2 separate regions of the Homo sapiens genome follow, and region 1 is linked to region 2. The links are chromatin loops, found by intact Hi-C in ENCODE. Cell type or tissue: HCT116. All regions are shown on one strand. Each heading gives the region's core, and the rest is flanking DNA. Links, peaks and the distances in the headings are about the cores only.

Region 1 (5,382 bases), core at 165-5,164, 1.5 Mb before region 2:
ATTCCTCTTTTATGCATAAGGAATTGAGCATTAGAAAGGAGAAGGTAAGTTGGCTGAGATCTCCAGCTGGTAAGCACAGGAGCTGTGACTGGACCTCTGGCTGTCTGGCCTGAGCAGCGCCATGCCTAACTACTACATTACATGAGCCTTTAGCTGTTAGGATTATAGAAGGGCATTTACAATATATATTGGATTATAAAGAAGGTTCAGGATGATCTTCTTAAGAAAACTTTTAATTATATATTGAGTTTTAGAAAAAATTAGCTTTTACTATTGTAACAGTTTTTATAATTTCCTGACATTTCATTCTTTCCTTGTTTTCTTCCTATCTCTCTTCCTTCTTATCAGGTATTTATTAATTCAGGCACTGTGTTAGTCCCAGGATATATAATAATGAACCAAAATATAGGTAGTCTCTGTCTTCATAAGAATTACATTCTGGTGGGGGAGATAAATATTCAAATGATTTCTAAGAATAAAATTGCAAGAGTGATTTTTGCCCAAATGAGAGAAATTTGGTATGGGGGGAAATTCAGCCAGACATTGGGTGAAATTCACCCCCGATATTTCACGTAGGTTCTTTTCTATTTTCCCTAAGTGTTGGCCAGTCTGAGAAATAGAGGGACAGAGTACAAAAGAGAGAAATTTTAAAGCTAGGTGTCCAGGCGAGACATCACATGTCAGCAGGTTCTGTGATGCCCCCCAAGCCGCAAAACTGGCAAGTTTTTATTAGTGATTTTCAAAAGGGGAGGGAGTGTACGAATAGGGTGTGGGTCACAGAGATCACATGCTTCGCAAGGTAATAAGATATCACAAGGTAAATGGAGGCAGGGCGAGATCACAGGACTACAGGACCGGGGTGAAATTAAAATTGCTAAAGAAGTTTCGGGCAGGCATTGTCATTGATAACATCTTATCAGGACAGGGTTTGAGAGCAGACAACTGGTCTGACCAAAATGTATTAGGTGGTAATTTCCTCGTCCTAATAAGCCTGGGAGCGCAACAGGAGACTGGGGCTTATTTCATCCCTATAGCTAGCTGCGACCGTAAAAGACAGCCACCCCCAAAGTGGCCATTTTAGAGGCCTACCCTCAGGGATGCATTCTCTTTCTCAGGGATATTCCTTGCTGAGAAAAAGAATTCAGCAATATTTCTCCCATTTGCTTTTGAAAGAAGAGAAATATGGCCCTGTTCCACCTGGCTCACAGGGGGTCAGAGTTTAAGGTTATCTCTCTTGTTCCCTGAACATTGCTGTTATCCTGTTCTTTTTTCAAGGTGCCCAGATTTCATATTGTTCAAACACACATGCTTTACAAACAATTTGTGCAGTTAACGCAATCAACACAGGGTCCTCAGGTGACATACATCCTCCTCAGCTTACGAAGATGATGGCATTAAGAGATTAAAGTAAAAACAGTCATAGGAAATCACAAGGGTATTGATTGGGAAAGTGATAAGTATCCATGAAATCTTCACAATTTATGTTCAGAGATTGCAGTAAAGACAGGCATAAGAAATTATAAAAGTATTAATTTGGGGAACTAATAAATGTCCACGAAATCTTCACAATTTGTGTTCTTCTGCCATGGCTTCAGCTGGTCCCTCCGTTCAGGGTCCCTGACTTCCCGCAACAATTTGGAGCTATTAAAATTTAAGATTGGGGCTTTTACTTAAAAAGGCAAGGGAGAATCATGGATCTAGAGCTGAGTTCTGAAAGATGAATAGGAGTTAACTAGATGCAGTGGGAAGAGAGGAAGGCCTAGGCTGCAGAAGTAGCATATGCAAAGATCCTGCAGTAGGAAGAAAGGGCTGTGAAGAAAGCCACAGTGATTAGAGCTGAGTGCACAGGGGCAAGGCAGAGTACAGACTAGAAAAATAGAGGCCTGATCATGTGGAGACTTGCAGTACATGTTAGAATTTGGCATTTATCCTAAGGGAGGGGGGTTGTGACAGAAACATTTTAAGTAAGAGTGGCACCATAATCAGATTGCATTTTGAAACTACAGCCCTGACCATGCTATGGAGAGCAGGTTAGAAGTAGGAGAAGTGGAAGGTGGTGGAGAAATCAGGAAGTTGTCAACCAGGTGAAAGAGTTGTTGCTTAAACCAGGTGGTGTCAGTGATGGGAGATGGGCAGATTCAAAACTTATTTAAGGGGAGAAATCAACAAGACTTTGGGATTGGCTAGATATGGGACATGAGAAATGGCAATGCCATGAAGAGACTGTATTTTTCTGGCTTGGAAACTGGATAGTTTGCCATCTTTGAAAAAGGAAGACTAGGAACAGTTTGTTTATTTGTTTAATTGTTTATTTGTTTTAGGGTTTGATTGATGACGGGAAAGCACATGAATTTTGAGTTGAGGTACTTTTGAATCCCCAGAGATTTTTGGCAATGGAATTTTAGCTTTGACCCTTCAACTCAGTTCCTGCCAATACTCTACCCCAATTTTTCAATTTCTGCCTCAATTATTTTCCACTGGGAAAACTGAGTCTTCACGGACTCTGACCAATTGCTGCTGTCCAGAGTCATTTGCTGGAAATGACCTTTGGCCCCTAAGATTTGACCTTTCCCACCTTTCCACGGATCCCAGAAGGAGTCCAGCTGCCCAGATAGACTTCAGGTGGCTCAGATGCTTTAGGCTTGTGACCTTGACTCAGACAACAATGTGTGGCCCTCCTGATACATGAGGCCCATACTGCTGCTCTGTCCTTGTTTGAGCTCTTGCTAGTTTGGCTTCAACACCACTTGCTCCCATTCCCTCGTCCCTCCACCTTGACTTCTGCCTCTCCTCCATCTCGTAACCACTAATTCCCAGCATATCTTGTGACTGGCTTCACATTATTTGTGACACGTGAAGATTAATAATTTCTTCATTCTTCTGGCTTTTTCTTTTGTCCTTCCTCAGAAGCATTTTATTAGATGCTTAAGTGAAGCTGCAAACCTGCAATTTATACACCAGATGGCACCAAAACATTATATTTTAAATATTAGTTCGAATTTTGAGGGGGAGAAATCCAAACCTTCCACTATTCTGAGACTAGCACAGCCTCCGGTGCAAGTTCAACAAATGAAAATTCATACACCAACTTCCCAGAATCTGTGGTGGTGTTGCTTTTTATTGGCAGAGAGAGAGAGGGAAGGAGAGAGAGAGAGAGAGAGAGAGAGAGAGAGAGAGAGAGAGAGAAACCTTTCCTGGGAAAAGGTCTTTATTTTTTCCTCTTTAGAATCGTGCTAAAGAGCTAAATGAGGGACACGAATATTCCCAGGGACTCAGTCATTTTCACTCAGTCATGTTTGCTTCACTGTTCTTTTCTCAGTGTTAAGGTTCTGTTACTGAACTTCATTTTGGCAAGAATAACAATACCATTGCTGTCTTTTATCAAAATGATAATTAATATAAGTAAAAATGAATCTATGAATTCAGTATCCTAGCTAAACAGAGAAGTAAAATTAACCATTCTTTCCCAATTTTAAAATGTAATTGTATTTTTCTTCCATTTTAAAATCTAATTATTATTGATATAGCAAAAATAACATAGATGAACATTTAAGTTATTAAAACAAATGTATCTTCTTTGTATTATGTTTTAAGTGTAGAATAGACAGTTTTTGTTCAATCAACATAATTAATAGCTGATGGTCCTGATGATACAGTTTAAGAATCTTTGAGGGTTTTTAAAATTTTAGCAAAATTGTAATGGCTTAAAAAATACCACCCACCTTATAAATTAACACTCTTTACTGGATGATTATGTATCCATTTGGCAAAATGTAATCAAAATGTTATGTGAGGTAAATTCTATAAGGAGTTGTTCTTTCAATTTGGAGATCTGATTAATGACTTATCGAGGGTAACAGAATGTGGATAAAGGGACAGTAGATATTAACTATTATTATTATTTTCTTTGGAGGGAGAAAAAACAATTTCTGAATAAATGTGCAGCATCAAGTGAATTTTTAAAATGAAGCCATGTTAAAAATAGTTTGATGCTATTGCTTTTATGTATACAGTTTTATATTTTGTATGCATATGTATTTGTAGTCTTTTGCCAGCAATTGTAACATACACATACATATACATACAATACAGAAATATTCCTTATTTTGTAAAGATGTGTGTGCATGGGGGGAGGGTTAGTGCTGTGTTTTTCCATTGCATGGAATAGAATGTGTCTTGCTGTAGGACTTGGATAAACGTCTGGCTGCTTCTCTTCGCCTGGGGAGTCACATGAATGTCCACAGTTGCCAAAGTGCTTTGGGATCACTTAGGCTAAAAGATGCTATTTATTGTGAAGCTATCTCATTTCATTCCCAAGGGAATTTCATCATCTTGTATTTGTGAAAACTGTCAGTGTGTCTTTCTCAAAATGTAATTATCTGAAAGAAACAAACCAACACAGAGTGGACCTCTTGTCTTCAAAGTCATTTTATTAAGAGTAAATTAGACTGGAAAAATGATTGCCTAAAATGCATTTTCAATAGATTGCTGTCTAAAATGCATTTTCAATAGATTGCTGTCAGGCTTGCTACCTGTCAAACAGAGAGGCCTGAAGTTTCATAGTGACATATGGATTAGCCCAGTCTTCCCTACAGGGTGAAAACAAAAGACAATTGGTGATGCATGGGGCAAACTCATCTTAAAACAGAGATATCAACAAAGGAATATGACAGCATGAAAAGACAGAGTGCAGTCTGCTGTCCACATTCGCAAAGAGATTCTGTCTGAATCCATAACTTCAATACACTAAGAGACAGAAAAAGAGAAAATACACATTAAGTATAATTGTTTATCGGGTACTTCATTTTAACAAATGCTGAATTTCATTCTCTAAATGGAAAACAAGTGGGAACAATGGATAGAATGAATGACATTATAAAAAGTTATTACAAAGAGCCATATGAAATTAGAGTTATTTGATTTAAAAAAAATCATTCCTCATAGAGACTTGAATGTTCAAATTTCTCATCCACCAATCAATTTGAAAAGAAAGGCTTAAACTCACAAAAGAATCTCAAGAGCAAAACCTTTTCCAGGTTAGAGCTTAACTAAACTGGTGAGGTCATTTAGTTCAGAGTTGGCTTGGGGAAAAAGTACATATCAAAGTTGAAGAAAATCCTACAGATCTGCTTAGGTCTGGGAAAATACAGTATGGATTTTTTTTTTTTAACATCCCATGTGAACAATTACATAGAACACTTGTCCGACCAGCAACTTTCAATTAAATAGAAATGAAAGTTACTCTAATAGCCATTTTAATCCATATATCCTAAGGGACTCAACAAACAAGTGTAATAACACAATGCAAAATTTAGTAAAGGAAAATGGTGCATTGAATTACAGAAACTGCTGGCTTTCTAAGCTTGGGATTAGATGCTATAA
Region 2 (5,382 bases), core at 123-5,122:
AGTATATCCCTTCCCCAACTATATTTTTTAAATTAATGTTAGAAATGGCAAATAACCGATTTTCAATACATTACATGCAACAGGAAGTTTTCCTTTCCTCTCATTTTAATTGAACCGGCCCCACGGTATCTTTGGAAGAAAGTTTGAATTCTTTATGGAGGTATTTCGAGGCCTATTGTCTTTGTGCAGTGAACTTTACATCATGCTATTCAATCACAACCTATATTCTCCTGGCTACCAGCAAGATTAATTTAATCATTGTAATGCAATTATTAATACTGTTTACCCAATGCTGGGTTTCAGGTTGGCTGTTAAGAAATTAAACTCTCGCTGGGTGACCAGAGCTAGGCAGGGGTTTCTTCATGTTGAAATGAAACAGTCCTCTTTATTTAGTCTCAGGGCTCCAGCTTTCGGCCACCGGCTCAATTAGCCAAAATGGAAACAATTTTCATTCATTGCAATAACTCACTGTTCTGGAGATCGCTTTCAAAATACACACTTTATTATACGCTGACCTCGGTGGCGTGGAGTGGCAATAAAAGAAAGAGGCAGGGAGATCTATCTAGCCCCCTTGGGCTATAATTATTAGAAATTAATTGGGTTCAGGACCCTGGGTAGCCTAGCTAAATTAATAGCTTGTCTAGTGGTTTAAATCCGAATTTTCAGTCCACAGGAGAGAAAGGGAGAGAGTCACAGACATGAAATGCAGACCCAAGGGACGCCTGAGTTTACTTGCAAGACACTCATCTATTAAATAGTGTCCAGAATACATTTGAGTTGAGGAGGGGGGCTGAAGTAGGAGGGAGCAGGGGCGACAAGAAAGAATGGAGCAAGATGGGGAGGGAGGCTGAGAGTGAGCGAAAAGGTCTCGAGTTGATTTTATTCGATTTTTCTTGTCTGCATTGTTTTCGGGAGGGGTTGCATTTAGGGGTTAAAATAAAAAATAAAGATCCTGTGTACTCGGAGCTGTCGTGCCGGAGTAAAAGTGAAAAGGGAGCCTTAGGCAAAAGGAAATTACTGCGAGCCCGCGTGACCTTTCAGGGAGGTAATCAATCAAGTGATCAACAGGGATATTTATCATCGCTATATAGGACTACTTCGCCCTGCACAGGCGGGGTGGGGGTGGGGCTGGGGGAGCGAGAGGAGGGTGGAGACACGCGCGCACTCACACACACACACTCACAAAAGTTTGAACAAACCTGATAAGCCTCGAGATAGAACACGTAGGCTTTAATGTTAAAGCTACCTGATTTGTCTGACATTGTCAGAGAAATACACACACATACACATATAAGCACACATCCAGGCAGCAGCGGCTGCATGAAGGTGTTAACTTTGAATGATCCGCCACGCTTTGCCCTAAAAGGGAAGCTTGCAGAGAAATGCGCGCTTTGAACGCCGGCGAGGCGACAGCTCAGGGCTAGCTCGGCTTCCACGTCCAGCCAGGGAAAGGGAGCCACGGGCCGCAAAGGGCGCGGGGCGGCTGGGGGCACCCCTCTCCACAGCGTCTCGACGCCGGGGCCTGAGACACGGAACAGCCTCCTCTTCCTGCGAAATCCTCGCGCTGCCGGGGCGGCATGGCACAGCGAGGCGCGCTCGGGACCAGCCGGCTCAGCGAGTACGCGCAGCTGGTGTTCGGCGGCCGGGCGATTTCTGCCCAGTTACCTTCTCTACCTCGTAAAACTTGCCGTTTTGTAAATTGCGTTTTCGGTCCCAGATTTCTTAGCAAATCATTCGGTTTTACAATCCTACTCCCTCCCCCTAGTTCAACATCCTCCCATCCAACTTCTGATGTGTATATAAGGTACGGGGAGCAGGGAGCGGTCAGGGTAGCTGGCTTTTAATAATAATGACGATGATGACATTAAATAGTCGATTTAAAATCTGGGCCCCCGCCCCGCTCGGGAATTATAATCAGCAGTTCTTTGGAGAGAACGTCGGGCTGATTACTAGCCCATGGGGTTGAAGAACCATTTCCCGAAGGGTTTATGAAACGCAGGTTGGAGTGATGCGCGCCGCCTCCCAGGTGGCGAGCCTAGGTTCCTGCAGTGTGGGAATGTGGGGCCGCGCCAGGGCCGTGCCTATTGGCACCAGGTGCTAAGCTCGCGGTCCCCCACCAGCCGCTCTGGCCGCCCTCTCCGGGCTCGGCGCGGCCTCCTCCCGCACAGCCTAGTCTGCGGCGCCCTCGCCTGGTTTCTTTGGCCGCGGCAGCTCTGGTGCTCACGCCGCTTAGGGCTCCAGCTGTGCACAGTAGCCGCCTGGGCGTGGGGGTGGGAAACAGCTGGAGCGCCCCGGGGAGGCGCGGGTTGGGGTGGAAAGGAACCCAGCAAGGAGGATTATGAGGCGAGCAAACTCCTGGAGCTGCTACCGGTTTAGAATCAGGAGGAGCAACTTCACGGGGCACGGAACTTGAGCTCCGGAAAGAAACCAGACTGTTCCTGAGCGATGCCCTGGGAAGTTTGGACCTCTTGGGGTCCCTTCCATTGAAAAAAGAATTACTTGGAAGAGTATTTCTCAAAGTGTAATGTGCATACGAATCGCCTGGGAATCTTGTTAAAATGCAGATTCTGATTCAGTAAGCCTGGGGTGGGGCCCAACATTTCTCAACAGGCTCCTAGGTGATGCAGATGCTCCTCGAAGTGTAGTCGCAGACCAGCAACATCAAGCATCGCCAGGATTTCAATAGAAACTCAAGATCTCAGGCCCCAACCAAACCTACTAAATCAAAATTGACATTTTAACAAGTGATTCACTAGAACGTTGAAGTTGGAGATGCACTGCAATAGAATGTGCCTGGCCAGGTTTTCTTTCTTCTGTCTTAAATCAGGACGCCTCTGTGATTGAACTTCATTTCAAATCCTGCTTTCTGCCGTGGTCACGGGAGAGGATGGAGTCAACGAACCTATCCACGTAAACGCTACATCTCCTCTGGCCCACTGCAGAAACCCTAGACTAACATGCATTGACCACTGAGCTTAGGGGCCAAATGCCACCTGCAAGGCTTCCTTGATTCTTGTCTGATTGACATCTCTTCCAGCCACTTTCCTCAAGCCCCCCTCACCCATTCAGTATTTTGCTGCCAAGTCTATGGCTTTTATTTCTCCCTCCTTACATTACAGTTTTTTGTTTACAGATCTTCCTTCCCCTTTCAGCTGTGGACATCTTGAAAGAGATTATGCCTTATATTCTCCACTTTGTTTTTTCATCTGCAGCATGGAAATAGGCATTTCTTCCCACATAGGATTAATATATAAAAATGCTTTGGAAGCCATGGTTGCCATTGTTAAGAAAAGATGGCAGTATTCAGATTTCAGGGCCATTATACCTTAGATAAATTCTGGGGTCACAAGATTGAGTTGAAACACCTTAAGTATCAAACCACTGGAGGTACAAATCCCAGTCCTCCCTTTTACCAGTTGCATAACTTTAGGCAAATTATTGAACCTCTCTGAGTCCCAGTTACCTCCCCTGTATTATTAGAATAAGTATGTACATCTTGCAGAATACTTGTGATAATTAAAGACAATGTATACAAAGCACCTAGTATGGCGCCTGCTACATAGTAGGAATTTAATAAATGGAGCTATTTAGAGCTCTAAGCTCTAACATTTCATAGTCGGCAAAATAACGAGGGTGTGCGTGTGTGTGTGCATGTCTGTGTGTGAGAGAGACAGAGAGAGAGAGTCAGGGGTCTTGGATACTGCTCTTCCCATTCCCATCTGCAATAAGATAGTTGCCTTTAGTCAGCAGACTGCCCCTCAAGTAGCTGAAGCCTGAGGACTTTGACATACATAGAACTGACTGGTACAATTAGATATTAACATTTCAGTTTAAATGCACATGTGTGTGTGTATGTGTGTGAGAGAGAGAGAGAGAGAGGAGAGAGAGAATGGTTTTAGCTATGGTTTTTGGTTTGTTTTTTGTTGTTGTTGTTGTTGTTGTTTTGTTTTGCTTTGTTTTGAGATGGAGTCTCGCTCTGTCACCCAGGCTGGAGTGCAGTGGCACGATCTCGGCTCACTGAAACCTCTGCCTCCCGGGTTCAAGCAATTCTCCTGCCTGAACCTCCTGAGTAGCTAGAATTACAGGCACACACCATGAGGCCCAGCTAATTATGTATATTTAGTTGAGACATGGTTTCGCCATGTTGGCCAGGCTGGTCTTGAACTCCTGACCTCAGGTGATCCGCCTCCCTCGGCCTCCCAAAGTGCTGGGATTACAGGAATGAGCCACCATGCCCGGCCCCTTAGCTATGTATTTTTAAGGGATTCTTGTGTGCTTGTGCTTTCACAACTCAGTTTCATATAAGTCAACACTACACTCAGTTCATCTCGTACAAGCAGAGTCCTGACCATCTCCCAGTCAGCCTGTGGCAGCAGGACCTGGGCCACATGCTGAGGGCTGGTGAGACTCACTGACAGAGGCATTGCTCCTCCCGTGGCCTTAAGATTGCAAGAATTTCTGCACAATATATACAAAGTCAGTATTTGAAGATGTGTAATGTTTTTATATTACCATATTCTCTCCCTGTGAGATGGAAGCCACAAAGACAATTCAAAGAGAAAGTGGTTTTCAATGGAATAAGCGCTCTTTCTCTCTTCTTTCTTTTAAAATTATTTTTACATGCTTTTAAATTTGTTCAGTGTTTCTTACATTTTCACTTCCATAAATTTGGTTGTTGCCCATACTTTCAATACATGAAACTATTTACTAAGTCTAGATTCCTGCCAGGAAATAAAAGATTTGTAAAATTAACACCTACAGGACTTTTAAATTCTTTACTCAAACAAACAAGTGATTATGGTTGACATGAGAAAATATAGACATAAAGCAACTTAATTTGCTTAATATACTTTTAAACTTACAAGTATAGCAGACTTTCCACATCTTTTTAAAGCACAAACTTTAGGATCCATGCTGAGACAGCTTATAAATGAGACTTCCTTGTAACAAGATCCTCAGTACTCAATAACTTAATTCCCTTGACTTAGGTCCAAGCTAGACCTGGCAACCCTCAAACTCTGCTATGGAGTGAAGTCCTATAGCCATGACAGAGTGTGATACAGGTGTGCCCTGCTTTATGAAAAGCCACATCACAATGTGATTATTCGCTTCATGCTATTTTATTAAATAATGAGTTCCCCTGGGACATTTAAAATATGATTTGACTTACAAAAATCTGATTTATACTCACTTTCCCCAGAAACATACCTACTGAGGTAAAGCTATGTTTTTAAAAATGATGATGCATGTCCCATAGCAAATGTTTTATAATGAAAAGTCCATTTTCAAAGATTAAGACAAGGGAACATACCACCATTCTGGGGTTGGGAAAGAAACAATTTCTGTACAGATCAATTGTACACAGAAGAAACTGTAGGGCTC

The links. Hi-C counts contacts between places; a loop is a spot of excess contacts. Peaks named below come from ENCODE experiments on the same cell type or tissue, not always from the same donor. Only the 100,000 strongest peaks of a DNase experiment are listed, where the experiment ranks them.
Region 1: it touches region 2 in a loop (6-fold over the local background); 4 of 110 quality-filtered maps call a loop at or near these places.

The regions. Positions count from the first base shown.
Region 1 is chr3:168,208,549-168,213,930 of GRCh38, forward strand. No RefSeq gene overlaps it. Among named protein-coding and RNA genes, the nearest start is that of GOLIM4, 120 kb to the left of the region's middle. In HCT116, for the core only: a CTCF peak has its summit at 2,953 (motif pointing right); a DNase peak (open chromatin) is centred at 2,973.
Region 2 is chr3:169,667,096-169,672,477 of GRCh38, forward strand. No RefSeq gene overlaps it. Among named protein-coding and RNA genes, the nearest start is that of MECOM, 6.1 kb to the left of the region's middle. RefSeq lists enhancers at 1-54, 2,018-2,519. In HCT116, for the core only: a CTCF peak has its summit at 2,195; a DNase peak (open chromatin) is centred at 2,166; H3K4me3 peaks cover 929 bases; H3K27me3 peaks cover 2,280 bases.